Linked DNA regions of Homo sapiens: region 1 is linked to region 2. A link is an interaction called in ENCODE POLR2A ChIA-PET data of the cell type or tissue named here. Cell type or tissue: K562. All regions are shown on one strand. Links, peaks and the distances in the headings refer to the core of each region. The heading gives the core; the rest is flanking DNA.

Region 1 (15,033 bases), core at 7,907-10,406, 170 kb after region 2:
CTCTGATGACTAGTGAATTAGCATATCTCTTCATCAGCCACTGCACTCCCTCTTTTAGGATGTGCCTATTCATATTTTTTGCCCATTTTTTTTTTCTATTGAGTTTCCTGTCTTTTTCTTGATGATTAACAGGAGTTCCTTGACTATTTTCTTTCTCTCTCTCTCTCTCTCTCTTCTGGCTCCAGTGCTCAACCTTGAGCTTGACTATTTTACATATTAATCGCTGCCAGGTTTTTAAGTGGCAAATGTCTTCTCCCAGTTGGAGAATCTCCCATCTTAGCAAGTGTACTAAGGATCAGCCAGGTTTGGGAAGCCCAAGGACAGATATATGCCACCCGAAATCATTTCTAATTCTGCCATTTCATGCTTTCTTGGGCTTTCTGAGGAGATTCCTTGCCACTTCTGTGGGGAAAACAGACTTCAGGAGGGGCGAGGGTGGGTGAGGGTTGGGGAGTCATTGTGAATGTGGATGTGGAGCTGGGGTGCCACCTGCATTTTGACCACCTCTAGCAGCAAAGCATTGTGTTGTGAAGATGTTTATGTGACCTGGCTCAGCCAGGCTTGTGAGATCTTCCTGGGGCAGAAGGCTGATAGGCAGTTCATTGGGATAGAGTATAGACCATCTCATTGTTCAGAAGAGATCACCAATCTACTGGAATTTTCTTAACTATAGAAGCTTAATTCTTTTACCTCTGTGGAAGTTTTAAAATTTGGCTGCAAATTTTTCAGTACTCCTATTGAGAGGTAGGAGGGCCTCTTATCCCTCCCCTTGAATTTATTCCCCTTGAAGCTTTAGTCACTTCCTGTGCCTAACAGAACTCGGAAGAAATGATGTTGTGTGACTTCTGAGGCTAGGTCAGAAAAAGTCATGCATCTTCTGCCTGGCTCTTTTGGGATACTCACTCTGGGAGAAGCCAGCTGCCATGTAAGGCATCCAACTACCCTGAGGCTGCTATGTGAAAGAGGTCACGTATAGGTGCTCTGGTTAACAACATTAGCTGAGCTCATAACCAACAACTGGCACCAACTGCCAGACACATAAGGAAGCTCTCTTGGATATCTAGCCCTAGCTGATATCTGACAGCAACTGCATGAGAGACTGTGAGTGAGAACTGCCCAGTCAAGTCCTTCCTCAATTTCTGACCCAGCAAATTATGAGTAAACAAAATTGTTGTTTACACCATTAAGTTCTGGGGGGTAATTTGTTATGCAGCAATAGTAACCACAACAATCTCCTTGAACCTAGTAAGCATAGTTTCTTTAAATCTTTGCTGATTACTCTAAAACATGTGGCCTCTATGGGTCTGTTTCTGTTGTCTATTATTTCTGATGTTTTTAATAGTGTGTTATCTGACTTCTTATGTATATGGTTATTTTTGATTATGTGTTGGACACTGTATTTATACCATCATTTGTAAAAATAAAATGAAGCCTAGAATGAGGTTATCTTCCTTCAGAAAGGATTCACATTCGTGTCAGCCAGGTGCCTAGGACAGTAATAATACAGGATCTCCTACTTCAGTTTTGAGGATTGAGTGAGTGGTTCACCCATAACTCCTAGGGTGTAGCCCTTTTGGGGTCCCTGCTTAAAGAGAGGAAGTTCATTAAGTTCCACCTCTTGGCAAGCTGGGAACTTCAATCCATTGGCAAGCTGGGAACTTCAATCCATGTCCTCTTAGTCCCACAATGCTGTCAAAAGAGTTGTTCAGCGTCTTGGACTCCCAACTGACCCCCCCTAAAAGAGCACACACCCTCAGGAGGGAAATGGCCTTAAATGCCACTCATACCTCTCTAGGTCTTAGTCATGGCCCAGCAATTAGTTCTCTGATGCCTTCAAGTGGACTTTTAGAATATTTTGTTCAGCTGTTCTAGTTGTCCTCAGTGGGAGCATTGGTCTAAATCACTTAGTCTGCCATTATTAACTCTTAATGTGCTTAATTCTTTAAATGTCAAAAACATACAGAAAAACAAAATCATGTTCTTTGAAAGTCCTATTAAAAATACATCATATACTTTCAAACCTTCTTAAACAGAAATTGCCCATAATTCCATTTTCCATTGAAGACTCAGGACCCCATTATAAATATCCCCTTCTGGAAGTGAAACAGTGATTCCCCTAAGAACTGGGGTATGTCATCTGCTTTGCTTCTACCCCAAATAACTTGAGATTGCTTTAATTTTTTAGTTCTCAGATCTACTTTTTATCATTGTGTCTTTGCCACCTGTTTGCTGTCAGCCTTGTTGCTGTCAATACGAATAACCTTAACAGCCTTTTATTCTTTTAGTACATATGCGGATTATATAACCAAGCCTGCTAGAATACTGTGTAAGGTTGAAGTAGATAGGCTCTGATTTAGGTAGGGGAAAAATTGATGAGTGAAGCTCTAACATTTATTTGTCAGACACTTGTCAGACAATTGTCAGGTGTACCCTTAGTCTGCTCAATAGTTTTTTGATCTCAGTTCTGAGTCCAGATGGTAGAGGTTGTCAAGTATATGGGCTCTCGATAAGTAAAGTGTTGCTGTACTTGTTCTGATTTATGTACCCCCACTGACAGTGGGGAGCCTGAGGCCACAAGCATTGCCCTAAAGTAGCCCAAGGGCTTTGGCCAGACCTAGGCCGCCCTCTCTTTGTTTCCTAGGCCCCACCCTGTCTCCTGGCCAAGCAGACTCAAGAAATCCTGGCAGAGAATGATATTCCCTGCTGCCCTGCGGAGATGACCACTTCATGGAGAGCAGAGAGAGGAAGGAGGAGAAAAACGAAAAGAAAGGTCCTCTTTCAGGCTTAAGATGATGTGGAGTGGCTGCCCCATGGCCTGCCAAAAGCTGACTCACCAGGCTGGGACGAGGCACACTACAGGTGCACTCAGGCCATCAGACAATAGGCGCCTGTTGCAAACAGCCCCACACCCCAGACAGACCACCAGGGTGAGGCAGAGGCAGCCCCAGAGGGAGCATGAGGGCTGGAAGAGTGGGCAGCAGAGTCTCTGGTCTGGAAGCTGTCACTCTCCGGCCTTCCCAGGGCCTGGCTCTGAGCACTCACAACCATGAAGACCTGGTGATTTCATGACTAAGGAGTAGGAGCACTGGACCACTGGTCTGGAGATCTGGAGCAGCCTCTAATGTGGGCCTCTTTCCTCATCTCTCAGCTAGAAAGTACCAGTTCTAACTGCTGCTAGTACACTCTGTGATGCTGGGGAAGGCACACACCTTTTCCGAACCTCACTTTACTCCTCGCTGGGTGAATCCTGCACCTGTGGTATCTCTTTAAATCTTTACTGTACTTTGAAGTAAGTGCCATTATTAGTCCCATTTTACAGATGAGGAAACTGAGGCACAGATGATCCAACACGCATAACTGAGAGCTAGATTTCAAAGCTAGGGCTGTGTGAGCCTAGAGCCCATGCAGCTACTCAAGTAGACTAGGACCCAGAAGCCTGCATATTGGCACACCCAAGGCCTGGTCTGGGAGTCTGACAGAGGCAACTAGGGTGGGCTGGTCAAGAGGCTTCCTGGAGGGGGTGGGGTTGAACAGCTCCTGGCATGGGCATGGGCAGTGTGGAAGGTGAGGGCTGGTGGGGTTGGGGTGAGTCGGGATTCCTAGCTGACTCCTGCATGCAGCAGTTTGGGGGTAGGGGTGGATAGACTGGGTGTGGGGCAGGCTGATCGCTGCTCTGCCCATTGCTAGCTGCATGTACTTGGGCAAGTTCCAGAGATATTATAGGCTTTGGTGTTCTCACCTGTAGAATAGGAATAATAATACTGACCTCACAAGACTGGAAATATAATAACATTTAATTCACAAAGAGATTTGACCTTCTCTTCTCTGGGCTGAGTCTTCACTTTTCTCATCTTTCCTGAGGCCTCTGTGGCCTAGTGCTGATGTCTCTGACGTCCTCTGTGGCCCAAACCATCCCTCCTCATCAGCGTCAACTCCCTGAGTAGGCCCAGCTCTTTCTCACCTGTGTCCCCCTCCTTGCCTCTTCTTCCCTGTGGGACCTAATGCAGCCTGTGCTCTCTGACTCCTCTGCCAGTGGGACCCCTGCCCAGGACCCTCCGGAAGCTCTTTCTCTGCCTTCACCCCACTGGTGAGAGATGAGGTGTAAATGGTGTATGGAGACATGTGTTTGAGGCCTGGCTCCATCTCACTTGCTGGTTGGGTCAGCCACCAGCCCTCACTGAAGTTTCCTGTCTGTAAAACATGGCTATTTGTGGGCCCACTCTCACAGGGGGCTCTAGGGTGAGCTGAAATGGTTTGAGTCCATGGCTACATTCCTGGGGAAGGAGGATGGATGAGACTAGGCAGGTGAGGATAGAGGGAGAGCCTGGCTGCCTCTCTCCTCTTGCTGCCATCTACCTCCCTCCCTCCTCCGGTCCAGAGCTCCCAGGGTTCTTTGTCTGCAGAAAGAAAACATCTGCCCTCCTGTGTCAGAGGACAGGGTCTCGATAAGGAATGAGGTGAGCAAATCCAGCCTGCATGTTAATCCTTCCTGGCTCTGAGCTGGCAAGGCTTGGGGCCAGCCAGGCGAGGGAGATGGGCAGGGTGAGGGCCCAGGCCCAGGACCAGTCATGTCTAGACCTCCAGCTATCAAGGCGGCAGATGATTAGCCAATTAGCCCGGAGAAAACCAGGTCTGGCTCCTAGGGGCTCTGCGCTGCATCTCCCATGAGAGCAAGGGCTTCTGGGACTCCTGATTTAATTGAATAAGGACAGCTGTGGGGCCATAACAAGAGGAGGGGAACTTCCTGTCTGCCATTTACAAGGGAGGAGACAGCAGAGCTGGGGCCCTGCACTCAGTACCCCAGCCTGGCCTCCTGGATGTGAGTCCTATAATGACAGAGAGGCTTGGCACAGACACTGCTTGGTAATGGCCAGCTGCTGTCATTATCATTGCTGTTATTGTTTCTACCATGCATTGAGCATCTATGTTGTGACATTATCTCTACGAAGTCCTATTATTAACCTCATTTTAAGAATGGGAAAAAGTTGAGCAGAGATTAAAACCCCGGTCTCCCAAATCGGATCTCCTTAAAACATTGTACTTTGCTATGCTTGTGTCTCTCTAAGTCACCTGAAGCCCTTGTTTAAAATGCAGATTTCCTAACTCACCCCAGGCCAGCTCAGTCGGGCTTTCTAGCAGGGAGGGTGAGGGGCAATCCCAGGCATCTGTGTTCTTTATAACCCCAACTACCACCACCACCATCACAGCTGACTATGATGCAGGAGATCTATGGATGTGACTCAGAAACGGGTAGAAGCTGTGAAGAGAGCACAAACCCCTTTGCCTCCTTCACTCCAGTGCACCCTCTAAGCTGCATGGGTCAGGGAGTCTGACTCCTTTGTGGAGAGGAGTGGGGTGCAGTTCCTCTCAACCACTTGGCTTTTTCATCCACTGAGGGAAACTCAGTGGCTCTGGCCTCCCTCCAGAGGCACAGCAATGGCAAGGTCGAGTGGGCAGCATTCCCAGCTGAGGGGCTCACCTTCATCATCTTGGGGTCAGCCTGGCAGCTCTGGCCTCATGAATCCCTTCCTGCATCCATGACAGGAAAGGCCCAGAGAGGCCCTTGGCTGGTGCCAGGCCATCCAGATCCCAGGAGAAGGGCCCTCAGGCCAACGGGTTCCCACGCTTGGGCCACCCGTGCCCACAGGCAGCTTAGTTGGGTCTGTTTCTCATCCGCTTCTCTGGGCCTTGAGGAAACCAAGGCTTGGGGCCGGCCAGAAGCTTTGTGGTTTTGGAAGGAAAAGGAGGCCAAGTCCTCAAGTTCCTGGGCCTCCACATTCACAAACCTACACAGGCATATGCACAAACACACACACACACACACACACACACACACACACATACACACACACACGGAGGGGTGAATGGGCAGGCAGATGTTCATGCATATAAGCACCTACATCCACACACACTCCAGGGGCAGGGCTGCAGGCCTGAGAGGGAGCCCTGGGCTCAGGGGTGGCCTGTTAGATCTTGGCAACCAGAGAGACAGGATGATCTTGGTCTGAGAAGGTCTCACCCTAGCTGGTCCCACCTTTTCCCAGCTCTGTCTCTTCCTCTTCAGGCTGTTTGGCCCCGGGACAGGGGAGACCATCAGCTTTGGCATCGGCTCCGGAAGTTTCTCCCTTTCCTACCTGCCACAGAAGGGCTTTGAGGCCGATAGGGGAGGCTCATGAGGTGTGAGGAGCCTCCATGGTGAAGCTCCCTCCATCCCCTGTCCCCGTAAGACCCTGAATCGTGGTCCCAACACAATGAAGACCAGAACTGGTGCCCGAGGAGCACTCATCTCACCAATGCTTGCTCTTGCTGAGTAGAGTCAGAAAGGCACAGGTCAGACCTGTCAGCCTCAGACATAAACGTCAGACCTGAACTGTCTCCCGAGAGGTGCCTCCCTCCCTGGTTAACTTCAGGGCTGGCTCTCACATCTGTGGTTATTATTCAGACTTGGATAGGGACTAGATGCTGTGGTCCTGGTGCTCTGGGCCAGGAGATGAGGGCATCAGGGGCCTAAGGCCTGGGACACAGGCCTCGTCATCTGGCCCTGCCTCTGCTGTGACCTGAGCTGACCTGGGAACATGTCATTCCACCCCAGCTTCCCCTTCCCCACTTGGATTTTGGGACATATGGGCTACAACCAGCTTTGGGAGCTCTTGGAAGGCTGGGGCCGTGCTATGCCTGACATTGTACACCCAGGGCCAGCACAGTGCCAGGCACACCATAGGTGCTCAACATACACTGAGTGTGCAAATGCACCATATTTGTCCCTAATTACTTTCTTTCTATATATTCAGCTTCTTCCTGCCTTCCTATGTCTCAGATCTTAGACATCTCCCATCACTTCTGAGCCGTGCTTAGGACCCCTAGGGAGGGGCATAACTTGAGCTTCCAAGGCCCATCAGGGTCAAATCCCCAAACAATCCCTGAGATGAGGGCTGTTTCTTACTAGCCTCTCTGGGCCTTGAGGAAACTGAGGCTTGAGACTGACCAGCAGGATATTTGCTTGACTGAAGAAAAATTTCCTCAGAGGGGGCAGGGGAGGCCTTGGGGGTTGGCAGCTCCCTCCTGGTTCATGGTTATTACAGGCATAACCCTGCTCAGGCCTCCCCTAGCGTTGGCCGCCTGCCAACCCCCAGCGCCCACTTCCCCTCCTGGTCTGGGAGCTGCCAGCTCCAGGAGTCGGGTGCTGGACCCATTCAGTGCCCAATGCTGAGGAGGTTTCGGGCCCTGCCTGCCAGAGGCTGCCAGTCTGGCCTGGGAGATGCCCAGTCTCCATAGAGAGAGGGGCCACAGGCATCAGGCCACGCTCAAGAGCGCTGGGATAGGCAGGGCGGGAATCCAAGTCACTTCTCTCCAAGATGGCCAGCTCCGCCCGGGCAGGGAGCTGGTGTGCAGCAAGACTGTCCGGGGCCCTCTGGTGGGGCAAGGGGCAGGGGGTGGGCCTGAGGGGGCGTAGAGAAACACCCCAGTCGCTAGGCTATGAGGTGAGCAGCACTGGGTTTAAGAGTTCAGCCCCTGGCCCAGACCATCTGGGTTTGTATTCAGGTCTGACCCTCAGAAGTTATGAACGGCTCCATGCCCAGGTGCCACCCTCTGCGAGGCGGGAGGGTAACAGCCCTACCTGCTAGAGCTGTTTGGAGAATGAAATAAGTTACTCCACGTGAAACACTTAGAATGGTGCCTGGTACATCATAACCCCTGCAGTCAGTGTTAGATATTATTGTTAGACCAGGGTAAGTTGAAACTCGCCTGAAAGGGGCTTAATTGACTGTCGACATCTGGTTTCCTCCACTGGACACTGAGGTCCCTAGGCCCTTTATGTCTTAGGCCTGGCACGTCTCAGGGACACGAAAATATGTGTTGAAAGGATGGACGCATGAACAAGGGAGTCGGGGGAGCAGGGCATCAAGAGAAGCTCTGGGAAGAGGTGGCCCCAGGGGAGGCCCCCACACAGGAGGGGAAGTGGCGGGAGCTGAGGTGAAGGCAGGGAGGCCTCTGGCTGGGCCCACGTCCACCAGGGCTTCGGGCAGGCTCTTGAGGAGAGGGGTCTTGGGGAGAGGAAGGCTGGAAGGAGACCGAGCTGGCCAGAGCCTACCACACAAGCTGGACAGCCATGTCCCCTGTTCTGGGTCATGAGGGTCTAGGGCCAGGTGAGAGCTGCCACTGAGGAGAGGATGGATGGGAAAGGGCCTGGAGAGGCCCCCGGGGCCGTCAGTGTGAACCCTTCCTCCTCCTGCGCCCAGGCCGGCTATGGAGCCTGGCATTCTGTTGTCGCTGAGAGAAAAACCAGCCTCGCTCCACAGACACGGCAACCAGTGGAGAAACAAGTGTTGGAGATAAGAGGATTTAAAACAAGTAAACTCCCCTGCAGGAGATGTAAAAGAAAAACAGATTGTGAGCTTTCTCTCTCACCGTTCTTTCTGTGTCTTTCCCTTTCTCTTCTTTCTTTTGCTTCTTCCAACCCTCACTCACTCTCTTCCTTCCTTCCATCCTTCTTTATCTCCCTTCCTCCTTTTTTCCTTTCTTTTTCATCCTATCTTCATGAACAACCAAACCTCCAGATTTTAAAAAACCTACAGCAGCAAAACAAAACACGACAAAACAACAACAAAACAAAACCACACACACACAAGCAAACAAAAAAACCACCTATCATCAAGGTATCATCCTAGTCTGACCACTGAGGGTCTATAGAATGTTTTATTGACCCAAAGATCCCCCAGGGTCAACCTGTCAATTTCTCTTCTTTAAAGTGTCCCATCCTCAAGGAGCCCCAGCCTGAGGGGAGACACAGCCCTGTCCTCAGGGAGCCCCAGTCTTCAGGGAGACACAGCCCCATCCTCAGGGAGCCCCAATCTGCAGGGAGACACAGCCCCACCCTCAGGGACCCCAGCCTAAGGAGAGACACAGCCCTGTCCTTGGGGAACCCCAGTCTGAGGGGAGACACAGCCCCATCCTCAGGGAGCCCCAGCCTGAGTGGAGGACACAACACTGACTAAGGGAGCTGCAGTCTCAGGGAGTAGGTAAATAAATGTACCACAGATATTAGCCTACTTCTTCACTTTGAGAGCAGAGGTGTAGGAGTGTGTGTGTGGGGGGCAGGGCTGCAGAATCTGTATTACAGAGGGGTGAGTGAGAACATGTGGGAAAAGCTGGCATCCCAGAGCTTTCCGAGTTCCCAGGAGCATTCTACCCCTTCTCTGTGCTCAGCCCAACTCTGACCAATAGGAGGGTCACTGGAATCCAGTGTCCCCTTAAGGCAAGGGAGAGTCAGAGCTGAGAAGCAGGCGGCTGGGAGAGGCCCGCTGAGTGGCTCTCTGGAGTCTGTCAGGTGAGTGACCACAGGAGATAAGCTGTCTATGATAAGGGGCATTCAGGCCACCTCATTTTAGCTTGTCCGTGACAAGCTGAGCCTCGCACGGCCCAGAGCATGTGTGTGGTGAGGAGGTGGGGGAGTGGGCACAATTCAGGAGCCGTCTCCAGAGGTCAGCACTAATGGGACAAGAAGTCTTAAGATGCAGCCCCCAGCTCCTGTTTGTCCCTATCCAGGTGGAGACATTTCCATTCCCAGACATAGGAGCTTCTCCCAGGGAACCTCATGAAGACAGAGATGGTGGGGACTGAATGGGGGGGTGTCTCGATTCCCAGCAGCTTCTTGGCTCCTCTGCTGTCACATAATCAGTGAGTGATGACTGGCAGCAGGCACTTCCCTGGGTGCTCTTGACATTCCCGTGACCTACAGGCAAGGGAGAGGGTTCCAGAGAAGGAGGAGTGGGAGCCTCAGGGTGGCAGAGTGGCTGTGGCCTTTCCACAAAAGGAGGATCTCTTCCGGGAACCAGATGATGAGCTTAGCTTGTCTGCAGGCATTAAAACACCAACACTGGGAACATCCTCATGGTATGTAAAGGGAAACTGAGGCACAAGGCAGGGAAGGGACTTGCCTAGGGTCACACAACATTGAGAGTTCCCAATTCTCTTCTCTACTCCAGGCTGTACGAGATCTGCAAAAGTCAAACTTCCACTCTGCCTCCATACTTGTATGTGTGCGTGGGTGCTTGTGGGGCATGCTCGGCAGGCCCAGCAGCTGAGGCCAGGCCCTGGAAGGAGTCCCAAGCTCAGCCCTGTCCAGGCACCCAACCCTCTGGTCAGGCGATGTGACCCACATGGAATGGCCCCCAGACTTCCAGGCGACACTCACTCATCACCTCGTTAGCTGCTTTCCTACTGAGAGTCCACAGGCAGTTCTCCTTCTGGCCTGGCACTCCCCTAGGCCCCGCAAGAGCATCCAAGACATGGCTCAGTTTTCTCCAGTCTTCAGGCACTGTCGAGCTCACAGCAATTTTAGCCACAGCACAATCTGGTTGGGCAGGCAGATTAGCTCTCACGAAAGCCACGTTCAGCCTTTACCAGGCAATGCCACAGAAAAACACTGGGATTTTCTGCAGCTGGACATGGTCCCTGCCCTGTCTTCCCTTCCAGAAGCGGGAGCAGAAGGCATGGGGACAGCCAGCTGTGAGGAGAGAAAGCAAAGATATAAGTCACAATGCCTGAGATGAATTTGGGTAGGAACATGCTTTATGCAAATAGGCACACACATCTACCCCAGGGTGGGGAGGACATGTGCAAATCAAGGCTCCAGAAAGTCCTGACAATGAGGCTCCCTGTTCTAATGAGTGGGACACTAGGATCCCTCAAGTTTGTCTGTGGACTGAACTTGGGTCTTCCTACTATATCTGAGACACAGCCCTCCCATTCTGGCGCCTCCCTTGCCCTTGTGGACCTCCTTCTGCCTGCCTCGTGTGGTCTGGCCCTGGGAAGCCTCCCAAAGGGTCTGGCTTTCCTCTACTTGCCCCAGGCTGCACCTCAAATGCCCTCCAGCTGCTAACCACTGCCCCGTTCAAATGGGAAGGATCTGTGGCTGCCTGTCCCCCACAACTGCAGTCTCTACCTCAAGCTTGGCCTGTCTCCACAAAAGGGGCCAAAAGAGTGGTCTGCCCATCAGAAACACTGCCTCCCCCATGGGCCCTCATGCTGTTCCCAGCAATGCCCAGCATACAGAAGATGCTCAGTAGCAGATGAATGGTGGAATCAACGAATGAATAAATGAAAATTCAAAGGCACGATCATTTCCCTCTGGGGACTGTCAATGCTCCCCTTCTGCTTCTTGCTCACCAGTTTTCACAGCTGTCTGTGCATTGAAGCTGGAGTATTCGTACTCTTTCTTCGTGTCCTCAACCAGCCTGAGTGCACCACAGGCAGGAGTGTGCCCTCTTCATCTCCCTGGTCCTGACACCTTTCATGGAGGGCTCTCAAATAGTGGTTGCCTCAATGAACACAGAAGCATGTGGTTTACAGATGTCTGTTTACTTCTCTGTTCCCCTCAGTGGACCAAGAGTACCTAGAGATGAGGACAGGCTCTCTCCTCTCTAGAGCTCAGGATGCACTCAATACGTGGGGGATGGACGGATGGATGGATGGATGGATGGATGGATGGATGGATGGGTGATTGGGAACCACAGGGGCCCTGACCTGATGTTAGGCCTGTCTTTCCCATTAGACTCCGAGGGGCCTGACTCCCTGGGCAAATAAAGGATGGAGTGAAGGGTGAACAAGTGAAAGAGTGAGTGAATAAATAAATGGCTGAGTCCTGTCTGGGATCAAAGGAGACCGTTGGCTGCCTTACGCAGCCCATGTTGCCCAACACACTGACACGCATGTGTTGTGCTCAGATCTGAGCTCCTCTCCAAATTTCTGCCCTGGGGCCTGGTCCAGCCTCCAGGCCTTTGCTCCCACCACACCCCTCCTCACTCCCACGCCCTCCCACATCCCTGACTCCCCTTGGTTCTTCCAGTGGCCTTGACCCCACCTGCCCAGCTGTCTGACCCAGAGCCCCACAGCCTCAGGGTGGGTTTTTTTCCTGCTTTCCTTTAAGAATAGGGGTCACGTTTAACTCAAGAGCCAGCCACACCTTCTGGGCTTGAGTTCCTTCTGCCACCTTCCTGAGGGAAAGAGACTGAATTTTCTCCAGTCTCAGTTTCCAAATCTGTAAAATGGGGATAATACCGATGATTAAGAGAATTAGATGGGGTTCCAAATTGACCCTGGGATGGAGCAGCTGCTTGGTCAGTACTTGGTGCATGGGGCTTTCCTTCCCTTCTTGTCCCCGCCACTGCCCCTGCAGGCCTCATGGGGCTTCTGTCTGTGGGGCCCAGGAGAGCCACCTTGCTTTCTAGAACAGGACTAGAAGCGACTCGCTCCTCTTGAAAGTGAGGATCCTGGAGCTGGGATGGCAGGAGGGCCCAGCCTGTGAGCCAGAAGGACCATTAAGCCAGAAAAGAGGAGATCCTGAGAGAGGATCAGAACTGGAACATATGCATGAAGGGTTCTAAAGGAACAACTAGAACTGAAATGAGAGAGCTCGAGATTAGACAAGAGACAGGACTTCCCCATTCTGAAGGCTGAGGAAGAAGCACAGTGGCTGAGGCAAAGCCAGGGCACTCCTGCCTGAAGTTGAAGGGAGCTTTGAAAAAAAAAATTATAATTTGAATTTATCTCCAGCTTCCAAGTTTTTAGAGTGTTTGCCTGATCCTCATCTTATTTCATCCTTATAACAAACCCTTAATGTGTGGCAACAGTGTAGCTTATCAAATAGATAGATAAGCATTGTGACTCCCCTCCTACATGGGGAGGAAAAAAGGTTCTGAGGCCTAAGGTTGCCCAGCAGAGGCACAAGGAACTGGGCTAGAGCTCTCTCATGAAGCTCTTAGGTTGTCAGCTTTCCCTCACCCTTTCCGAGGCTTAGCAAGTCTGCATATTTTTTGACGCTGAAGTTTGATGCTAATTTCTTTGCTTGGCTAAGAAAAACACGAGAAATGAAGAGTAGGGGAGGTTTTCCCATACTGTGGAGTGCAGTGACACCCAGGTGTGTGCCTTTACCTCTGGTACTAGACTAGGACCAGCTTGGAGGTGAACAGAGAGGATTTTCTCCCAGGCAGGGAAAGGAAGACTCAGGACAGCCAGAGGGGGCTGGGCCTCAGATGGAGCCTGGGCTTCCATCAAAGGCAGACGCCTCTTTGACCCCATCTGGGCAGCAGTCCTTTCGTCCGTGTGGCCAGACCCCCCTCTCCATTCTCACCCCAGCCCCGGCCCATCTCTGCCTTGCCCCAAGCCTGCAAACAATGCGTTGTTGACAATCGTGGGGGCTAAACACTCGATAACACGGTCCCCACCACAGCAGACATCCTAACAGCGGGCAGGGCTGTGTGCTGTGACGGGAAGATGCTTTGAATACATCATTCTGTCAACTGAGTTTATTATTCTTTTGCTCAAGATAAACTGCAGCCGCCAACGAGGGGCTGTATAAATTCCAGGCTCAGAAGTCGAGCAGGCCCCACTCCTTGTTAAACACTCACTCACACACACGCACATTCACATAAATCGTGCTGAGAAAATACCACCCCGCCGCGGCCCCACAGGTCTCTTCGGGGCTCAGTAGCCTCTATCTCATGGGGTGGTCCTGGGAGCAGCTGCAGACATCAGGGGACCCAAGGCCTGGGCCTGCCCTTGGGCCACTTCCCTGGCTAAGGCTGAGCTGACTCCTTCTGGGGGCCAGAGAAGGTCTCCCCACAGGAGCCAGCTGTCCTTGGGGTCAAACCCAGCCTCTTGACTCCTGGACTTCTGTCTATCCAAGGCTACAGTCCTGCTGTGGGTGGCCAGGGCACCCACATGCCTGTACTGGGGAGGAGACAGGCTTCAGACCCAAGGGTGGCCATGGAACAGAAAGTGAACCCCAGTGAAGTCTTCAGAGACAATCAGCATCCATCCTGGGGGAAAGGGGACTCCATGAACCACCACTGCCCACCCCCACACAGAGGAAATGCCGAGGAATCCATGTCACTTCCACATGCTGGCAGAAAGGGGCATCTCCACGCCCAGAGCACACACCCAGCCCGTTCTTCCCAGGGCCCAAGCTATTCGCAGCTGCAGGGGAGGGGTCCTGTGGGCTTCATTTCCATCTCGCCCTGTCTCACTTGGGGACTTAGAATGAAAACAAAAACAAAACTGAAAAACACCATGCTGGGCGCAGGGACCGTAATAGGAAGCAGCAGAGTGCAGTGGAAGGAGCATGAGCTTTGGCCCTAGACCTGGGTTTCACTCTCCAACTAACAGTTTCCTCCTCCATAAAATGGGGAGTACAATTTCTACTATGCGGTACTGTCATGGGCCTGCAGTCAAAGCGAGGCTGTTTTACCGTTCACAATGCCCCTTTCCCAGTCACAGCCAGGCCAGGAAGTTCAGCATTATTATCCCCATTTTATGGAGGAGGAAACTAAAACACCAAGCAGAGTCCAAGGCATCTCAGGTTGTAAGCTCGTTTCAGTTCTAACTCCAAAGCATGATTATCACAATAATTTAGCACCTGCTGTATGCAGGGGAACGCACTGGATGTTGAGGGAACATATAGGAGTTTGACTTGGCCCTGAGGATACCCCCTACCTCCCACCCTAGAGTATGGACTCTGTCAGGGCAGGGGGCTGTCTTCTCCAGGGCATGTCTCCCCTTGCCTAAGAGGACCTCAGCACTAGCAGGCGAAGCCCTGGATTTGGGATTCAAGGACTGGTCTCACCACAGTTTTAGCCACATGACCCCAGGCAGGTTGCTTGATCTCTCTGAACCTCATTTTTCTCTTCCCCTTAGGGTGGAGTCTCCGGGAGGATGGCTGTGGAAGAACTGCCAATTCCAAGGGCCTGGTCAGGCAGAGGCATTCTTACTATTCCAAAACAAGGAAAGGGTAAAACCAAGATGTCAAAGGCCCCGCTGGTGTGGAAGCAAATTTCTGCCTCCACCAGCTGGATGGCTGCTACCCCTGTACAGGTTCCTAACACTGGAACAGGGATCAACCCAAGTGCTTGGGGCTCACCATGTCCTCCTCCCCAGCCAGGACAGCAAGTGGAAGACACAGGCGAGCTGAAAGAGGCTCACTGTGTGCCCAGCCCTAACCCCCTGCCTCATTGGCACCAGGCACCCAGGACTCCT
Region 2 (15,033 bases), core at 7,548-10,047:
CACCTGGGGTTGGCCATACAGAGATGAAAGAGAGTTGCTTTCTGTCCTGAAAGAATTCTCACTGTCAGCCACAGGAGCAAACTTGAAAATAAGTAACTCTAAGAAAATGTGATAGAATATTATAATAGAGGATTGTACAGTGCTTTGGAAGGCGTCATATAGGAGCTGCTAGTGGAGGAAGAGGAGGAGAAAGAGTGGAGGCAGTCTTCTCAAAAGGGAGATGGGGGCAGATCCTGTCTAGGCCTCCAGGGAGAATTGGGAGGCAGGGTGTGCTTGGGGAAGTGGTTCCTGGTTCTCCTGCCCAGAGTGGTAGGATGTGTAGCCTTAGAAGGTAGGTAAATTGGGACAAGGTTGTTGACAGTGTAGATGGTGGGGAGTAGCATCACTTTTATATTCTAAAGAGAGCTCTTTGTTGGCAAAGTGAAGTGCAATGGGAACCAACTAGGACACTAATGTCACAGTCTTGGTGTAGGAGAGTGAGCTGCTAAATGAAGGAAGTTGTTGGCGGGATTGGAGAGAAAGGACATAGGTGCTTAGGGGGTGATATTAACAGGACTTGGTGGCCAGTTCATGTTGGTGGAGAGAGGTTTATGGCTTGGCTTCTGGTACTGCTGGAGAAGCCATCGTCTAGATAAGTGTAGCAGCAGGCGGAGGTTTGCAAGGGGAGGCAGTGAGATGAGTTTGGGACCTACTGAGTTTGCAGTATCTATAGAGCATGTTGTAGGGAGTTGAGGAGAGTGGAAATATATAGAACTAGAATATAGAAGAGAGGCGGGGCTGGAGATGGAATTTACTAGTTGGCAGCAATGCTAATGGGTAAGATTGCCCAGAGTAGGCATAAAAAACGAGAGAAGAGGTCCTAGGATTACCCTGCGGAAACACCAGCATCAGGTGCTAGCATCAGGAAAATAGGAATCCCACTGTAATCAGCTTGCTTAATAATACCTTGTCTGCCTTCAATAAGTACTCTCTAAAATTTTTTTTTCTAATGAGAAAAAATGTATTAAAACAGAAGATTGTTACCTTGACTTATTACCAGTTTCTGGTATGTTGTGTCAGAGAATTCCCTTAGTAAACTTACCCATATCTTCTAGTTCCCAGCAACATGTAAATAAGAAAATTAGGGGACCGGGCGCGGTGGCTCACGCCTGTAATCTCAGCCCTTTGGGAGGCCGAGGCGGGCGGATCATGAGGTCAGGAGATCGAGACCATCCTGGCTAACACGGTGAAACCCTGTCTCTACTAAAAAATACAAAAAATTAGCTGGGCATGGCAGCAGGCGCATGTATTCCTAGCTACTTGGGAGGCTGAGGCAGGAGAATGGTGTGAACCCGGGAGGTGGAGCTTGCAGTGAGCTGAGATGGCGCCACCGCACTCTAGCCTGGGCGACAGAGCGAGACTCCGTCTCAAAAAAAAAGAAAATTAGGGAATGGTGTATTCTGGGGAAGCAGGTTTTTCAGGATAGGCAGTGGGTGAGGCCTAGCCCATAAGGGATTCCTTTAAGTCCTTAGAGTCCTTTTGGAAAGCAAAGGCTTTAAGTTATGGCTGCTGTGAAGTTCATTGTCACAGAAAAATTGGGTTCTCTTTAAAACCCATCCAAATTGAGACCTTGACACAACAGCAGAAGCTCTCAATTGTGAGGAAACTGTTGTGGGTACAGATAAGTCTTCACAAAGTCCTGACTTTCTGTTGCTGCTCCTGGACAGCACTCTGCTCTGTGTGTGTTGCTGACATGTACATTCTCCCTAGCCTTGACCTCTCAGAGGCCTGTGCACCCTGACCATAAGAGATACAGACTGCAGACTTTTTTTTTTCCTCCCACCAGCACCACTGGGAGTCTGAGTGCGATTCAGAAGATGACGCGGGTACGAGTGGTGGACAACAGTGCCCTGGGGAACAGCCCATACCATCGGGCTCCTCGCTGCATCCATGTCTATAAGAAGAATGGAGTGGGCAAGGTGGGCGACCAGATACTACTGGCCATCAAGGGACAGAAGAAAAAGGCGCTCATTGTGGGGCACTGCATGCCTGGCCCCCGAATGACCCCCAGATTCGACTCCAACAACGTGGTCCTCATTGAGGACAACGGGAACCCTGTGGGGACACGAATTAAGACACCCATCCCCACCAGCCTGCGCAAGCGGGAAGGCGAGTATTCCAAGGTGCTGGCCATTGCTCAGAACTTTGTGTGAGTTGAGCCCAGGCCTCTGGTTGCAGGACTCGTGAATGGAGCAGTTCTGAGAACCACCCTTTTGCTAAGGGAGCTTGGGAGCCACATGGCTGCTCCCTTCACACTGGGTAACAGTGTAGTATCCTGTGAGAGAATAAATGTATTCATTTATGTGTTTTTCCAGAGCTTTCTGGGATGTGGGAAAATAAATTACACTGAAGCAGTTGAAAGGTGGCTTACCCGAGTCTGGCCACACGGGGTAGCATTCTTTACATGGAGCAGCCTTGGTGCCAGGGTCTGAGCCCTTGCTTTTCTGGTTTGGACCCTATAAGTTCATCCAGGACTGTCAGGCCCTGGAAAACTGAGGTACACACCAAATGCCAATTTATAAATGTACCATGGCTCTAACCAAAAGATATTTGTTTTTATTTTTCTCATCCAAAATATCCTCTTCCTGTATTAGTGGGCTTGAGGCTTTAAATGGTTATAAAGATGACCGGGTTAGCATGGAATAAGAGCAGAGAGGCTGATTTAATCTAGTGAACATTTCTTTTAGGCAGCAGTAAAGCCCAGACAGTAATCCTTTCTTTATTCTCGATAGTCTGCCGGAACACTCCTCTGTGCCCAGTAGCAGAGCTTCCTTCCTGGACTGCTGGAGAAATGGATACATTCTTAAATTTTGCAGATGACATAATCTTGGGCCTGTGCAGGTGATTCAGTGACAGTTATCTTTCGTTCATCTGTTGGTCTGCATGGGAAGATTTAGAGGCTCCCTTAGTTTCTTTAGTGGAACCTCATCAACTTATTTGTAAATTCTTTTTTTTTTTTTTTTTTTCGTTTTTGAGACGGAGTCTCGCTCTGTCACCCAGGCTGGAGTGCAGTGGCACGATCTTGGCTCACTGCAACCTCCGCCTCCCGGGTTCAAGCAATTCTCCTGCCTCAGCCTCCTGAGTAGCTGGGATTACAGGTATGCAGCACCACACCCGGCTAATTTTTGTATTTTTAGTAGAGACAGGGTTTCACCATGTTGGTTAGGCTGTTCTTGAACTCCTGACCTTGTGATCCACCTGCCTGGGCTTCCCAAAGTGCTGGGATTACAGGTGTGACCCACTATGCCCGGCCCTTTTTTATTTATTTATTTAGAATACCTTAGGTAGTTAACTCATTAAATGAGTAACTAATCACAGTGGCTTCTGAGAGTCAGAGTAGGATAATAGTTAGGAACACAGGCTCTTGTAGCCAGACTGTAAGGGTTTGAATCCTGACTCTACCACTTAATGACTGTAGGCAAATTATTTTACTTTTCTGTGGCTCAGTTTCCTTACCTGTAAAAGGGGGATGTAATAATGGTCCTTCTTGATAGAATTGATGTGAAGATTAAATGAGTTTGTACCTGTAAGTGCTTAGAATGATAACCTGGCAATAATAAGCACTCAGGTTGGGCATGGTGGCCCATGCTTGTAGTCTCAGCTCCTCAGGAAGCTGAATTAGGAGGAGCACTTGAGCCCAAGAGTTGAATCCAGCCTTAGCAACATGGCAAGACCTGTCTCTTTAAAAAAAAAAAAAAACACAAAACACTCAATAGATACTTTTAGAAATAGGAATTAGCTATTTCCTATTGTCACGACTGCATGGGTCAGCACTGAGAAAACAAAGGTGAGTAAAAGCAGGTGCGGCCCCTGCCTTCCTGGAGCTTATAGAGTCCCAGGGGAAACTAACATGAATCAATTCCTCAAACAAGTGCAAAGTCCCAAGTGTAGCAAGGGTCTGTGATAAAGGAGCTAAGAGTTTTTCAATGGGATCAGAGGCAGCTCCCTGAGGAAGGATTGCATCAGCTGCAGTCCGAATAGGTACAGTGATAGAAGTCAGTAGTGGTTACCTGGTGGGTAGGGAAGGTGTAGACTGGAAAGGGGAAAGAGGGAAACTTCTGGGTCTCAGGAATGTTCTAAATCTAGATCTGTGTGGGAGTTCCATGAAGATAGACATCTGTAAATACTTACTGAGCTGTATACTTTAGTGCACTTCACTCACAGTGAAATAAATGAATAGGCATTAGCTAGGTGAGAGAAGAGGAGGAGATGTTGCTGGTAGAAGGAAGGGCATGTGCACAAACCCTGTGACAGGAGGGAATGGGATAAATGCCAGGTCTAGAAGAAAAAGCCAGTGTGGCTGGAGCCACAAGAGGGAACATGGTGTGGGTTGAAGCCAAAAGAGGAGTGGGGCCTTACGAGCCCTCGGAAGATTTTCCTCATACTGGGGGCACTGGGATGTTGTTGGAGAGTAATTTAGCAAGTGGGATAAAGCTGGTGGGAGGGGAGACATGGTTAGATTTGCTCTGCAGAGAGCTCCTCAGGGAGGCCAGAATGGGTGAGTGTGTGCTTTGCAATAGACTATATGCGAGGTGATAATATGGACCAGGATGGTGGTGGAGGGCAGTGGGCATCTTTAGGAGGTGGAGTTGACTTGGTAATGGGTTAGTAATGGGGAATACTAATGGGGAAAGGCCAGGGATGGGTCTGAGGTTTCCGGCTTCTATGCCTGGATGGTTGGTTGTGTTGAACTTGGAGCTAGGCTGGAGGATTAGGGAGGAAGAGCAGTTGTGGGCAAGCTGAATGGAGGTGCCTTTGAGACATTGAAGAGATGTCGAGTAGGTAGCTGGATATAAATCTCTTAAATTGGAATAACACTGAGGACACTGAGTTTCAGAGGTAAGAGGTGATTTCTCAAGGTTCTACAGTTATGAAGTGGTAAAGCTGGTCTCAGAGCTGGATCCTGTGACTTCCAACCCAGGGTCCTCCCACAACATCATTGGGTCTTCCTTTCGTAATTGATGAGTCTACTCCATCTTGACCTGATTCTTACTAGCTGTGATTCTAGAGGCTGATGTTCTGATTTTCCTGAGTTCTGTGGGCACACCTTGGAGTCCGTTGCCCACTGAACGTTGACTGCAATGAGGCAGAGGCTCTTAGTTTTACATCTTCCATTGGAGGAGCACATCGCTCCCCAGGGCTCCTCTGACTAAGCCTGATTCAAGGTACTCTGGGTATTTTAGGAGCTAATATCCTTTCCTTCTGGCCCTCTGGAAGGACATGCTCTGCTGCAGTGGTTGGATGTGGCCAAGGAGGAGGAATCATCGAAACCAGGGCCTGCTTTGCCAGTGGTGGTTCTCTCCAGTGGCAGGAGCTGGTGCTCAGCAGGTTCTGAATGTCCCTGCTTTCTGTGCTACTTCCTAAAGGCTGTGGGAGGTAGAGAACCCTGGCCTGAGGCAAAGGGAGGGTGGAATTGTTCTTAGCCTGGCACCACTTGCTCAAGGGCTGGACCTTTGCTCTCACTGGGGCAGCTTGACCCAAGCTGCCTTCTGGCTTCTCAGGTGGCTTGCTTTCTGGGGTCAGCCTCACTTCTTCCTCTGCCCTTAGTCAGCAGGAAGTGTCTTCCTTTCACGTGCTTGCAGGGTGCTGCCTCCCCTCACCTGCCTCCCTGCTGTTGAGGTTCACCAGAGTCATTCAGATGACTCTCCTCTGTCCTCGCTGTCCCCTCCTCTGGTCTTCATGGACTTAAACCCTCTCCCCAAGGTGTTCTGTGCTGACCGCTGGAAGGCTGTGGTTTCAACAAAGACTGTGGCCAGGGCCTGTGACGCAGGCCCTCGCAGCACAGCCCAGAATAGCCTCGGCTTTGCTGCTTTTCCAGCTGCCCTATCACTTTGCAGGCTGGAATCTAATTTGCTGTCCACCCTCTCCACCCCAGTCTCTCAGCCAGTGCTGCTTTCTTTGCCCATAAAATATTTATAATCACAGATTATGTTTCCCTGTGAATATAAACTTGCTTTTGTTGTTTTTCCCCTTCTGTGCCCTTAAGAATCTGCCCCTGACAGGCCAAAGGGCTTTATTCTCTGGGTTCATGGACTTCATCACACTTTCTTTGCTGAAGTGGCTAGCTCCGCTCATGATCCTACTCCCTCTGCTAGATAACTGCTGAAGAAATGTGAGGAAAGAGCTCTAGGTTAGTTACTGTAGTCAGAGACCTGGGTTCCAGATGGAACCCTGCTGCTAACTAGCCACAGCCTCTGGAGGAGTTGGGAGCTTATTGCTTGAGGGCTTGGTGCTCAGGACCTCTGGCCAGTGGGTGTGACTCCTAAGGACCAGCCACATTGAGGGATGTGCTCTTGGCTGTTGATGAGGTGAGGGGGACCTGACCAAAGCATGTGCAGAGAGGCCTTGCCACCATCGGCACTCCTGAAGCTAGTCATCTCTGGCACAGATGTCCAGTCCGCTTTCTGTGTGCCTTTGGGAAGTAGCACAGAAAGCAGGGAAATTAAGAGCCACTAAGTACCAGCTGCTGCAGCTGAGGAGAAGCACTCACTACTGAGTTTCTCCCCTGAAATTCTCAAGCCCAGCCTTGCACTTAGGAGGGCAGCAGCCACCGTGAGGCAGAATTCACTGGAGGCGTGCCTCCTCCTGTGTCAAGAGTGTGGAGGAGGGCCAGGGCCGGGGTCAATCCGGGGGTGAGATCCTACTGTGCAGGTGGGAGCCCAAGGCCGTTCCGCTCCAACCTCCCCGTGCGCAGCCTCCTCAGTGTCCTTGCTCGGGCCTCTCATTGCCTTTCTTGGCCTCTTCTCATGGTCTTTCATTTTCTTTCTCAGTGGCTGAGAAATCTTGTTTTTGACAAAAATTGTATGATACTGGACTCAAATGCTTAACTGAAATTCGAATCTGTACCAGCAGCTGCATGTCTTTTCTTCCTCTAATTTTGTAATTCATACTTAAAATCATGGGACTTCTGTTTCATTCTTTCCCACCGGGAGAATGGTAACGGATCACAATTAAGTTCTTTCCAGCATTTTCGACACCTTCTTGCTGAATTATTTTGCCAAATATTAGTAATTTTCTGAATTATTTGGGCTTCCTGGGCTGAAAGTGGTGATGAGTTTGCTTCTCAACTTTCAGTATAAAGATGGTGATTCCCAGCTAGATTTGGGAACAGTAATCTGTTGTCATTTGCTTGATATTATGGCAGGCTGTTTCATAAGACATGCTGCAGGCATTTTTTAAATGAAAATTAAACTTATTTTATTTTGGTAGTTTCACAAGAACTCTTGAATAATTGTGATACCTTTGGATATTATGAAACCTTGATTGGCAACTGATTTGAGGCCAAGTGTTTACATGCTCAGTAGAGACAGTTCTTGGCCGATCTTGACTGATGATCCAGTGTGTGATCACAGCTGCTCTCCCTGCTCCCCACTGAGCTCCCTGTTGATTGGCACCACTTCTCAGGGGGCTGCCCAGCACAGGAAGAGGAGAGAAAGAGAGACCTTTGGGTGCTGGCCTTCTCAAGGGATACTATACCTGGCCTCCAGTGGGTTTCCCAGGCAGGGAGTGGGCTGTGCTGCCCCATCCCCACAGGCTAACCCAGCGCCCTTCCTGGCTGGCCATGGCTGATGTCTGCAAAGAGGCAGGTACACATGGGTCAGGGAGCAGGGCTTTCATTTGTCCGTGTGTCTACTAGCATCCTGTCAACCAACTGCATTAACTCATCAGTTACACTGCCAGGTCTGGTAAAAGGTTTGCAGGTAAAGAAGGATGAAATCCTTGTCTGAAATTAGGTTTCAAGGTTATCTCTGGATTTTGTTTCTCCAGGCTGGGTCCCCATAATTGAGGGCAAGGCTTTGTTGGAGTTAACTCACCTATAGCTTCAGAACAGTTTATTTCAAAACAAAGCTGAAGTGGATTCCCACCATTGTGGTTTAGACCATTCATGATGACCATGTCGACTTGGGGAGCTGAGGAGCCAACCACATTTCACATATGAGAGTAACAGATTTGGGACTAGAACTTGAGTTTTCTCATGCCCAGTCCAGCTCTTTTCACTGCATCTAACTGTGACATAAGACACCGTTTCACTCTGTTGCCCAGGCTGGAGTGCAATGGCGTGATCTTAGGTCACTGTAACCTCCACCTCCCAGGTTCAAGTGATTCTCCTGCCTCAGCCTCCCAAGTAGTTGGGATTACAGGCGCCCACCACCATGCCCAGCTAATTTTTGTGTTATTAGTAGAGATGGGGTTTCTTTTTTTTTTTTTTGAGATGGAGTTTTGCTCTTTCGCCCAGGCTGGAGTGCAGTGGCACTATCTTGGCTCACTGCAAGCTCCGCCTCCCAGGTTCACACCATTCTCCTGCCTCAGCCTCCTGAGTAGCTGGGACTACAGGTGCTCGTCACCACGCCCAGCTAATTTTTTGTGTTTTTTTAGTAGAGACGGGGTTTCACCGTGTTAGCCAGGATGGTCTCGATCTCCTGACCTTGTGATCCACCCGCCTCGGCCTCCCAAAGTGCTGGGATTACAGGCGTGAGCCACCGTGCCTGGCTGAGATGGGGTTTCAACATGTTGGTCAGGCTGGTCTCAAACTCCTGATCTCAAGTGATCTGCCTACCTTGGCCTCCCAAAATGCTGGGATTACAGGCGTGAGCCACCATGCCTGGCCCGAAAAATACTTTTGAATGGGGCCATACCTGTCCCGCCTGAGGGGCAGGAAGCAGCATTGCTTGTGAGGAGTTGAGAGAATTTCAGCTGCGCTGAGGAGCAGGACTTCCCAAGGCATGTGGACCAGGTGGTTGGAGTATGTGGTGCTGATGGGTCAGAGGGAGGCAGGATGTTTGTGAGCTGTGGTCTGAAACCTCTCCGACCCCTGCATTCCTCACTGGGTCTGAAAGCTTCAGAGCCCACCTCACTGCTTTTTCTTCTGAGTAGGTGCTTCCTCACTGGGATCCATGTGATTTCTGAACCCCCCTGGCAGACCTCTACCTCTATGCAGCACTTTCCAGTTTGCAGTGCCTTCACCTTTTAGTCCTAGAAAGTTTCTTCCAGCCTAGAACTTCTGTGACTCCAGGCCTTGGTGACAACTCTGAGTAGTAGGTAGGGCTGGTGTCCCTGTTTTAAAGATAGGAAACAGTAAGTAAGTGGTAGAGTTGGGCCAGTGTTCTCCTTCCTCTGTGGGGCCCAGGCTGAGCCCTGTTGGTCCTCAGCATAGCACTTCTTACAGCACTTTGAAACTGGGCAAGCCCATGGGCTCAGGAGCAGTCTCTGTCTTGTTCATAGTTCTATCGCTGATGCTTAGTAGATGCACAAAAATATGAGAGCTGAAAAGTTAAAATTTGTATTCTCAATTTAGGAGTCTGCATATAGACATCTAGTATAGGGGTTGGTAAAAATTAAGACATTATGGAGTGTCTACAAGGACCCATGGTGGACAGAGTTGCCTGTCTCCACATAGATCCTTATCCCAAGGGCTTCACCCACACTGGCCAGATGCCCAGTGTTTTCTGTTTCCCCATTAAACTCCAGTTTATGACTCCAGTTTAAGATATTCTATGATGTCTATAACTGCTTAAGCTGGCACGTATTTTTACTCTTCATGTTTAGGGGGAAAAAAAAGGCTGTACAAGAGATAAGGCAGTGGTTCTCAGCTGGGGACATTTGGCAATGTCTGGAGATAGTGTTGGTTGTCACAACTGGGGGCAGCATCTAGTGGGTAGAGTCCAGGGATGCTGCTGGCCATGCTACAATGTGCAGGACTGCCCGCACAACAAAGAACTCCCTGGCCCCAAGGGTTGACAGTCTTAAGGGTGAGACTAGGTGGGACCTGTTGTGTATAAGGAGGACAGAGAGCATCTGGGAGTCATAGTGAGCCAATGGTTCATAAATAGTGGTGTAGAATTACAGGAATGAAGCCACATTGCAATCCATGGAGATATGCACTTGATCACTGTTTATCTGCTGATTGCCATGATTTGGGCCCTAAAGCTGGAGTAGGTGTTGGAAAATGTAGAAAGGCTGCAGTTTACTGAAGGGTTGAGGCCAGCAGTCAAGGCCATCGGAGGATTGGGGCCATTTGGCTCACAGAGTGAGGTGGGGAGAACTGGTCCACATGATTGCATGTGCAGTGCTCTGGGTGGGGGGTTGAGGCCAAAGCTTTAGCTTGGGCTCAGCCACTGGCTCGCATCTCAGGTCACTTTAGCTGGTCACATTTCTCAGAGCTTTGGTTTCTGCCTCTGCCCTTACCTCTCAGGACTGTCTTAGCAGTGGCACCAGCAACCTTCCTGCCTTACAAATCTTACAACTTTGGAGTCACTTTTGGGTTTGTCCTACTTTTCTCTTTTCTTTTTTTTTTGGAGACGGAGTTTCACTCTTGTTGCCCAGGCTGGAGTGCAGTGGCACGATCTCGGCTCACCACAACCTCCACCTCCCGGGTTCAAGTGATTCCCCTGCCTCAGCCTCCCGAGTAGCTGGGATTACAGGCATGCGCCACCACACCTGGCTAATTTTGTATTTTTAGTAGAGACGGGGTTTCTCCATGTTGGTCATGCTGCTCTCAAACTCCAGACCTCAGGTGATCCACCTGCCTTGGCCTCCCAAAGTGCTAGGATTACAGGCGTGAGCCACCGCGCCTAGCCTCATTTTTGTTTTTTACGAAGTCCTGTCCATTCTCCTACAGCAGCAGTGCTGTTCCTTTTCCTTCTGGAACTTCACATTTCAATCCAGGGCTCTGACCTGGTCTTGGCATGCTGCCAACTTCTTGCGACAATCTGGCTGCCCACCGAGGTAGAAACCACATCTCTTTCAGCCTTGGTCTGTGGCATATGGTAGTAGGAACAGACAAGAGAAACCAATTTATTGAGGGCTTGCTTTATGCCAGTTTTGTGCTGGACACTTTGCATATTCTCTTCCAAGTCTTCACAATGATGCCGTGTGATTATTGTATCTGATTTATGTGTGAGAAAACCCAGGCTGAGAAGAGTTAAGGGACTTGTAGTCAAGTGGCAGGCTGAGATTTGAAGTCAGGACCACCTGACCACATTTCTTCTGCTTTTTCTGCTGCACTGACCTGTGGTGGAAATATTTCTTGGTAATGTGCCTTCCCTCAGCTATTAAAATAGTTTTCCGGAAGCATCTGTTGGATGACCATTGTGGATACTTGTAGTTACTTCCAGTTGCCTCTTAGGTCAGCACCTTCCGGCCCAAGCTGAGGTCAGTGCTTCCTGCTGGAGGTTGGCTCCTGGCCTTATTTAACACCACTGTTTCCTGTCACTCCACAGCTTGGTCATCTACTCTGCCAAGGAAATGGGCCAGTCTTCATTCTCTGCACTTAGCCAACTGGGGGCTTCCTGGGTCTTGGCTCACCCTGGAGCTGTTAACACCCATTTTCAAGTGGGTTCCTAATGTTTGCTGAGTGAGTTATCAAGTGAAGAAAGAGTGTGGGTTCTTCCCCATCCCCACAAAGGGCCACCACTCACCTCCAGACCCAGTTCCTCATCTGGAAAACCCAAGCTAAGGAAGTCCCTTGCAGCCTGGCGGAGGAACTCTGCTCACTTGGTGCTCTCAACCTGGAGGCGGGGGTTTGTCCCACTTGGAGACCTCGACTTTGCTCATTGCTTCTCCAACCCTGTCGGTACTGTTGCTGCCTTTACACCGGCATAAGCCATGCTGACCCCACAGGTGAGCCTTGGCACATCTTTGGCCTGGAATGTTGTTTTCTCCTTGGAGAAGTGGTCGGTCTGTGGAACCCTGCTCAGGGTGTCTCATCAGTGAAGTTCTGTTCAATTGACATTGGTTGAGCCCTGGGTTGGACATCTTAATCTGTCCCTCGGGGTCCCTCTCACCCTTTTCCACCCTGCCCTGTGCCCCAGGAGGCTGACCTGTATGGACTGCATCAGCGGGCTCCCATTCCTGCAGGGCTGACCACACTCTTCAGTCATATGTCACAGCCCCTCAGGCAGTGCTCTACACTCTTGGGGCCTTGGCGTCAGGGCACTACAGCACCCACTGTACTGGTCCACACCTTTGTAAACAGTCCCTTTGTTAAATTCTCCTCACATTATCCCAATTCAAGTGGCCCCTTGTTGCCTGCTTGGACGCTGACTGATGCAAACATTTACTGTGTGTGCCCAGATGGGCAAAATATGGATCTTGCCCTGGAGAAGCTCTCAGAAGGGAGACAGATCCATGAGCAGTTTCTGCCTCCTGCAGCAGGTGACAGGAGCCCATGTGCTGTGGCAACACTGACCCAGGAGGGTCAGAAAGGCTTCCTGAGGAGATGCCCAGAGCCTGGAAGCTGGACAGTCAGAGTTAGTCAAGTGACAGGCTGAAGTGGGAATACCCTTTCATCCCAGCCAAAACCAGAGGTGTGATGCCGGGTGGGATGTGCCGGGACCTGCCAGCTGTTTGAGGTACCTAGAGGGTTGCAGTGGGGCTGAGGTAGCTGACGGGCCAGGCCAGGGAAGGCTACATAGGTTGCACTAGGTGCTGGGACTTTAACCCTGTCACTGCCCTGCTTTAACTGGCCAGTGGCTCCCCATCCCAGATGGACATTTATTAAGATCACTCAGCTGCTGTGCAAAGAACCCCTCTAAAAGGGTTGGTATGAAGGACCAGGAAGGGAGCAGGGAATTCAGTAAATTCAAGAGATGGCCAGGCGCGGTGGCTCACGCCTGTAATTCCTGCACTTTGGGAGGCCGAGGCGGGTAGATCATCTGAGGTCAGGAGTTTGAGACCAGTCTGGCCAGCGTGGCGAAACTATCTCTACCAAAAATACGAAAATTAGCTGGGCGTGGTGGCATGCACCTGTAATCCCGGCTACTCGGGAGGCTGACACAGGAGAATCGCTTAAACCCGGGAGGCGGAGGTTGAGTGAGCTGAGATCGTGCCACTGCACTCCAGCCTGGGTGACAGAGCAAGACTTCGTCTCAAAAAAAAAAAAAAAAAAAGGAAAACAAAACAAAACAACATAATACTCTGGTAAGGCAAGGCAGGGATGGAGGACAGGAGTTAAGAAAGATTTGAGGGAAAATAGCTATTTAGTAGGTAGAAGTAGCTTGGCATAGAGAAAGGACCATGCTGGGAAACAGGGCAGGGAGTTCAGAAATTCAAGTTAGCACTATCAAATTATCTTGGGATAGGTTATTGAGAGGTGGGCTTTGTATTCAGAGGAACTTCATAGTGAAGGAGAATGGGGTAGGGGGTTGGGGGTGAGCACAGGGCAAGCTGCAGGCTGTTCCTGTGGAGGGGAGCTGGGCCAGCTCAGCTGCTGACTGGTGGAGGCCTGGGCTGAGGCAGGGAGGGGAGATGCCTGCAGCAGCCAATGCACAGCTGGGGGTCTGGTGAGACTGTGTGTGATCTGGGCTACAGGGCTTTCTCTCCTGCTGGCCTGTGCTGCCTCTCGCCCTGCCCTTGTGCTCTGGAGCTGCCCCTCCTCTGAGCCATGTCCAAGAAATAAAGCGCATCCATGCCTCCCTGCACCTGCAGTCTTAAACCTGTTGGGCTACTCAATTGATAAACTTCCCCTGAGGTGGAATAGGCAGGATCTGGTGAAAGTTTGGAGGTGGATGGAGGTGAGGGTACCTTCTAGGGCTCTGACTTGGTGGAATGGATGGGGCTCTTTATGGAGTTCAGGATCTTAGGAGGGGAGAGAGGAGAAGGCAGGGAATTCTTTTCTGCTTGTTTAGTTGCAAGTGTTTTGTTGACAGTACGGTACACCAAACATAAGGTCGGGGGTGAGAATAGAGGGAGAGAGACTTGAGAGGCTTCAGAAATGCACGGTGCTTCTAATCATGAGGTCACCCAACGAGAGGCTGGGGAGAGAGGCGCAGTAAGCCAGGGTGGAGCGCTGGAGAAGCCGATGTTTAGGAGGCAGGTGGGCAGGAAGAAGCTGGGTGGGGAGTCAAGAAGACAGTCAAGGAGATGGGAGGAGGACTGGGGAAGTGGAGTCCTGGAAGCCAGGGAGGTGATGTTCCAAGAGGAAGTGGTCAACCTCAACAGATGAAGTGAGGCCTGTGGAGGGACAGGTGGAGTGGCTACAGGCCATCACTGGTGAAGCAGTGGGGTCAGGCAGCCTGTGGTGGGGTGAGAAGGGGGAAGTGCAGGTGACTTCTGCAAGAAGCTTGGCTGAGAAGGGAAGGAGAGAGATGGGCTGTAACTGGAGGTCGACATAAGGATTTTAGGATGGGAGACACCTGAGCAACTCTTCTTGTAGACAGGTGGTTCTCCCCTTGTTTCGAGGGGGTCTTTGGTAAGAATATGTTGGCACAGTAAGTTACTAAGAGATCAATATCATCAAGAGAAGGCCCACTAGTATGATCTGCATTTTACCCTGAAGGCTGTCCGGTGACGCCCAGACCCAGGGAATTGGGATCAGGCTGCCTGATGGAGAGCCTAGGCTCTGCATGGAGACCCCTGGGGGGACCCCTGGGGCTTATCTGACTTGGACGAAGGTTGATTTGATGGGGAAAGTAAACAACTATTTGATGCCATCCCTGGACTCTATTTCTGACCATCTACTAGAGGCTTTGTGCCCTTCAGATACTGTGGGTGCTGTCAGGGGCTTACAGCAGCAGTGATCACATTCACTAAACACTTCCTAGCCCAGTCCTAAGCATTTTATGTGCCCAGTATAATCTTATCTTCCCAGCGGCCTCATGAGGTAGGTTCTGTCAGCATCACTGGGTTTCGCCCTGTGCTACAGGCACAGGAACCAAAGCTCAGAGAGGTGGGGTAACTTGTCTAAGGTCCCAGGCCTGGGAAACGGTGACGCTGGGCTGCCTAACCGCGCTGCAGTGCCACTGCACCATAGTTGGTGGTTGTTTGTGAGTGGAAGTCGGGGTGGGGGTCAGTGGTGACTGATAGAAGGAGACCCCAGCAGAGCAGGAAGCAGGAGAATCTGAGCAAGTGAAAGGGCACCTCATTCCCTGAGCGTGGTGGGGGGACTGGGTGCTCAGAGAGGTAAGCTTGTATGTTAGTTGGGAAAGGGGGGTTGTCTACTGGGAGTGAGGGGAAGGGTGGGAGGGGAAAGGTGGGGCCAGCTGCCAGAGGGAAGGT

The links. Peaks named below come from ENCODE experiments on the same cell type or tissue, not always from the same donor. Only the 100,000 strongest peaks of a DNase experiment are listed, where the experiment ranks them.
Region 1: POLR2A ChIA-PET joins it to region 2 with 17 read pairs; 2 of 35 experiments call an interaction of 5 or more read pairs at or near these places.

What each region holds. Positions count from the first base shown.
Region 1 is chr6:43,931,838-43,946,870 of GRCh38, reverse strand. It overlaps LINC01512 (long intergenic non-protein coding RNA 1512), which reads right to left. Exons shown (of 2, transcript NR_024478.1): 2 at 8,664-10,507. Among named protein-coding and RNA genes, the nearest start is that of LINC01512, 48 kb to the right of the region's middle. RefSeq lists an enhancer at 2,370-2,895. In K562, for the core only: no CTCF peak of the experiment used is centred there; a DNase peak (open chromatin) is centred at 9,300.
Region 2 is chr6:44,101,002-44,116,034 of GRCh38, reverse strand. It overlaps MRPL14 (mitochondrial ribosomal protein L14), which reads left to right. Exons shown (of 3, transcript NM_032111.4): 3 at 1,826-2,584. The coding sequence ends at 2,192. Among named protein-coding and RNA genes, the nearest start is that of MRPL14, 19 kb to the left of the region's middle. RefSeq lists enhancers at 5,731-5,900, 8,122-8,621, 9,459-9,628, 11,471-11,640, 12,743-13,291 and 1 more. In K562, for the core only: no CTCF peak of the experiment used is centred there; no DNase peak of the experiment used is centred there.